Linked DNA regions of Mus musculus: region 2 is linked to region 1. The links are chromatin contacts, found by POLR2A ChIA-PET in ENCODE. All regions are on one chromosome and are shown on one strand. Each heading gives the region's core, a stretch centred on a gene start or an enhancer-like site at or near the end of the contact. The rest is flanking DNA. Distances are from core to core; before and after follow the strand shown.

Region 1 (2,529 bases), core at 13-2,512:
TGAGCCCTGGGTGCTGGGAATGTAGCCTGGATCCTCTAGAAGAACAGTGCACACTCTTACCCACTGAGCCAGCTCCGTAGCCTAAGTACACAGGCTTGAGTGTGAGCTTTGTGGATGGCAGCATTTGTGTCACAGTACCAAAAGTCAGACATACTTGGGTGGGTTGTATCATTGCTTCCATTAAAAAAAAAAAAAAAAAATGAAACAAGGTCTTGCTGTGTAGACCAGGCTGGCTGCATAGAGATTAACCTGCCCTTGTTTACTGAGTCCTGCGATTAATATGTACCATAGTACCTGGCTATTTTTATTATTATTTACAATGTAGCTCACTCTGTAGCCAGCTAGCCTGGAACTAATGGAAGTTGGCTTGCCTTTACTTCCTGGTACTGGGATTAAAGATGTGTCCCTGCCCTCATCATCTCCACTTTACAAACAGCAATCAGGTGGGAGGGCTTAAGGACCAGGAGGACAGAGTTGAGCTCTGCAGTGTTGGGCTAGCTGTCTCTGCCTGGGAGCACATGAGTCTGCTGACTCCCTTAGCTGGACCTAATGTACCCATGGGGTGGAGTAAGGTTGGGGGCAACAAACATGTCATCATCCCCCAACTATGGCCACAGATGGTGGAGATGTAAGGCCTGGGGCTGGCAGAGAATCTCAGCTCCAGTGTCCACTTCTCAGGGTATTCTCTGGGGATGAGAGGAGAGGAGCCAGACAGCCCACACAGCCCTCATTTTCCTCCTCACAGAGCGTATGTCTTCCGGGCTCAGAGTGCAGAGATGAAGGAACGAGGGGGCAACCAGACCAGTGGCATTGACTTCTTCATTACCCAAGAGCGGATTGTCTTCCTAGACACACAGGTGCGGGCCCCAGCGCCTCTCCCTGCCCATTGCTTCCTCTTGTCAGAGTGGCCTGAAGGATCTCTGAGCAGCATGACTTTGGGGGTGGCCTGGGAGCTGTGTGGGTCCAGATCCTGAACTTCAGCCTTAGCAGCCCTGTGACCTCTGCCCCCAGGCCTGGTCTTACCCGACAGGAGTGCGGGCTCTACCTGTTGGGAGCTCTGAGGAGTCATTGTAACAGTCCAGGCACAGTGCTTGGCCAGCACCGGGGACGAGGTTCTTGCTCAGGCTGTCACTGCTGTTGGGTCGTGGAAATCTGGGCAGCTTTCCTCAGCTCCTGCTCCTCCAGGGCCTCAGCCTGGCGTCAGGCAGTGTGCACTGAGGCCTACTGGCTGCCGTCCTCACCCTCGTGAGGAGTCAGCAGGGCCTCACTATCTCAGCCTGTTCTCTCCACTTGAAGCTGTCTGTGAACTGTGCAGCCTTGCTCAGGTCCTTCCCCAGTTCTGCCCCTGAGTTTCAGAAAAGGGGAGTCACCCTGCCTGCCTGCCTGCCTGCCTGCCTGAGTCGTTCCTACAGTTCAGAGAGTAAAGTCTTAGCAGTAGTGTAAACAGGAGGTAGACCTGAGCTGGATGCTCTTGGCTGTCAGCATTGGGGTCCTAGAACAGTCTCTATGCTGTTGCCTGTTTGCCTGGACCATGCCTCCCTTCTGAAGACTCCTGTGGGACATGCTTCTTGGACATTTCCAGCCTCCGGTACCACTGCTGTCCACATCACCTCCATTGCGGTGTGACTGGCTGCTGTGTCTGCTCTCCCCATCCCCAGCATTTTGGGCTCTGGGCCTGGACCATTGTTGGTATTCTCTCTTGGTGGCTTTGATGACGCAGAGCAGAAATCTGCCGCCTGAGGAGGGCATCATGCAAGGGATGCAGGGACCTGCACACGAGTTGGGCTGAGTCAGGGGCCAGAGGAGAGAGAAGAGAGGACCGTTCTGGGAAATAGCGCCTTCCAGAACAGCTCGCACCGTGCTGAGAGCCAGGGAGACTGTCAGACTGAGTTTGCAAGTTGACTGTAGCTTTAAGGAGAGTTCCGAACCACTGCTTCTCTAACAGGCACTGATGTAATTTGTAAATCCGCACCAGGTTTCACACTCATCATTTTTTGACCTAAGTAATTATTTCAGCAAAGCTTTGGAAACACATGAAACAGCCAACAACAAAGAGTCTTTAAGGGGATGGGGCTCATTCACGCTGTGTGAAATTTACCAGGAGCTGCCGTTGGGCACCAGGCACTGGAGAACAGCAAGGCCTGGGAAGATGCGTCGGCTTTGGAGTACAGTGGTTAGCTCCGCTTGCTGCCAGCCCTATACTCGTTAGAAGTGGCCTGCTGTGCTGCTAGCAGGGTTTGCCTACACTCTCAGAGCTTACCTCATGGTAACCCTGCCCTCCCCGTCCACCGTTCGTTTTTTGCAGCCCATCCTCAGCCCATCCATCTTGGACCACCTCATCAATAACGACCGCAAACTGCCTCCAGAGTATAACCTCCCTCACACCTATGTGGAAATGCAGGTGAGGGCTCTCAGCGAGCCTGCCAAAGGCTGGGCGGTGGGGAAAAGGGCAGCTCTGGCTGAGGGTCGCACCCGGCCTCAGGCAGTCACTTCCTCACCTCAGGCCGGTGCCCCTCTGTGGAAGGCCGG
Region 2 (2,529 bases), core at 13-2,512, 92 kb after region 1:
AGGGACAAAGGGTTTTCCCGATGAATCGAAAGGCAAGATCAAAGCCTGAGACAGCAAAGGGATTACTGTGTTTGAAGTGCTGGGGATATGGACCAGATAAAACGGTGGGTGGGTCCAGAAGAGGCGTCAGGGACACAAGTTTGACTGGGAGACCAGGTGTGGGAGGTGCATACCTGCCACCCCAGCCTTTGGGAAGCTGAGGCAGGAGAACTGCAGGGAGTTGACGAAAACCACCCGGAGCTAGAGTGAGTTCCAGAATACACAAGGAGACTCTCAGAAACAAAGCAAAACACAACTATTCCTTTTCTGTGGTGTAATGGGACTCTAGAGTTTTAAATTGCTAGTGATAAAAGCATTCGGGAAGGAGAGGGCTGTAGGGATGGCTACAAATAGTCAGCATGAAGTTATGGCCCTTTAAAATTACCCACAGGAGCTGGGCTGGCTGCCATATGCCTGTAATCTCAACATTCAAGAGGTAGCGTTCAAGGTCATTTTCTTCGACCCAGGTGTTGGAGGCTAGCCTGAGCTACATGAGACTCTGCCTCAAAAAAGAAAAAAAAAAGAAAGAAAAGAAAGAAAAACAAAAAAAGAAATAAAAAAGCAAACACCTATAGCAGACTTTCTAATTGTGCTCCACGGAAAAGCTGCCTTGACTCCCTCTAAGAATGCAAGCACTACTTTGCCTCTGGAAATTTGCATCAGCTATTCCCTCTGCTTTTTGGCATTCTACTTGGCTCCAGTTCAGACCTGGCTTAAAAATCAGCCCTTGGAAGCCCTTGCAGAACCTCGAGCTGGGGCAGGCGTTTCTGGCATCCACGGCCTCCTGCCGTCTACCTCTCTCTCTTCCAGGTCTTGACAGTTCTAAGTATTTGTCTAATCAAATGTGGTTCGTTTTCCTTAGACTGGGGGTTCAGATCTCTCGCAACGCAGAAACCACGTGCTGTCCAGGAATTTATCCTAGGTGACAGGGACGTGAACGGGGTCCCAGACCTTCGGTAGTTTCGGGACAAGGTTGCCAGCCCACCACGATTAAGTCTGCAGTCCCCTACACGCATGCGCTTTATTTTTCCAGGTGCCCCCCCCCTCCCCATCCATATGCTAATCACTGCGCTCTGAAGAACAGCCTCTCCCGGGAATATGCAAATCACATCCTCCAGTGCGGGAGGCCTTCCTTTGTCCCGCGCTAGGATTATGCAAATGAGCGAGCCTCCAGCCCGGGGGATCCGGGCCGAGTATTTAGGCCCCCACTCTCCCCCCTCATTCCAAGGCATCCACTATTTATAAGGCGCGTTCGCTCTACCGCGCACGCACGCACGCGCGATTCTTAAAGCTTCTTCACCCTTCGGGCCGCAGACTGTACCAAGTCTAGCGGGGCCGTGAGCGGCAGAGCCCGCCACCCCCGCCGGCGTGAGCTCTACAGCCTTCGCCATCCTCTGAGCCCCTCTTCCCATCGACCTCCGGGAATGGTCCATCTGACCGCGCACGCGCCCCTCGCTCGCCCCTCGCTCGTTCGCCCGTTCGCTCGCCCGCTCGCCTAGCCTCCCGAAACGCAGGCGCAGTGCCCGGGCGTGCAGCCGCCACCGCCGAGCCTGATCCGGGGCCGCCGGCGTCGGTGAGTGTCCGAGCTTGGGGGGGGCCGCGGGGCATGCTGGGAAGCGGGCGATACAGCCCCGCTGCATGACGGGAGCCCGCGGCCGCTTGGCCGAGTGACCGGCCCGGGAGTCCCTTGCTTTCCCCAGCACGCGGCTCGGGACCCAGCACAGCTTCGCCTCGAGGCATTGTGGGAGCCCGTGGGCCAGGCGTTCTGGGCCTGGGGCATTCTGGGAAGGGCCTGGGCTCCTGGAGGGGACTTTTTTTTTTTTTTTTTTTTTTTTTTTCGTCGCACACGCCTTCTGTGAGAAGCCCCGGGGCAAGGAGCGTTTGGGTGCCTGGTGGTCGTTAAAGGCCCGAGGCATCGTGGGACGCTGTCACGGGGCATTGTGGGAGCTGATCTTTATTGTTTGGTACCGGGGTTTGTCCGAGTCCCAGTCCTACCTAGCGTTGTGCGGAAAGGTATCTATTGTGTTCACTCACGCACTGTGAGGCGTATGTGTGGGTGGGGTCCTGGCCACTCTGCTTTTGAGGGAACTGAGGCATACGGTTTCATGTAGCTGGGTTTTGGACCCACAATATCGCGGAGTACAACCTAGAATTTATAATTTACCAAGTGCTGAGTTCGCAGAGGTGCATCACCACGCCCAGCTGGCTTCCACCTGTCCTAATGCTTCCACTTGATATCCGGAACGTTCTGGAAGAAGCTTTATATAATGTGGGTTTGGAGAGGGATGGCTGTCCCCAAGTAAACCCCCAAGAAAAGTCCTAACAATCCTTGCTGTGATGGTCAAGTAGAATAATAGTTAAAGCCCAGTGTGGTGTCACGCGCCTATAATTCCTGCTGGGGCAGGAGGATTCGCTATTCTAGACCTGTTTTTTTTTTTTTTTTTTTTTTCCTTTTGGGGAGGGCATCAGATCTCAAAAAAAGAAGGGGGA

The links. ChIA-PET counts read pairs that join two places held with the same protein, here RNA polymerase II (POLR2A).
Region 2: POLR2A ChIA-PET joins it to region 1 with 13 read pairs in embryonic stem cell. The contact joins the promoter of Zfp428 here to the enhancer-like site in region 1. POLR2A ChIA-PET finds 5 or more read pairs at or near these places in 3 of 5 experiments (Patski and embryonic stem cell).

What each region holds. Positions count from the first base shown.
Region 1 is chr7:24,414,194-24,416,722 of GRCm38, forward strand. Smg9 (smg-9 homolog, nonsense mediated mRNA decay factor (C. elegans)) reads left to right here. Exons shown (of 14, transcript NM_028047.2): 7 at 746-857; 8 at 2,306-2,401. Among named protein-coding and RNA genes, the nearest start is that of Smg9, 16 kb to the left of the region's middle. Within about 2 kb of position 1,263, at least 1 of the 3 ENCODE cell types and tissues checked has a DNase peak (open chromatin) inside an H3K27ac peak, as active enhancers do.
Region 2 is chr7:24,505,825-24,508,353 of GRCm38, forward strand. It overlaps Zfp428 (zinc finger protein 428), which reads left to right and starts at 1,263. Exons shown (of 3, transcript NM_146183.2): 1 at 1,263-1,612.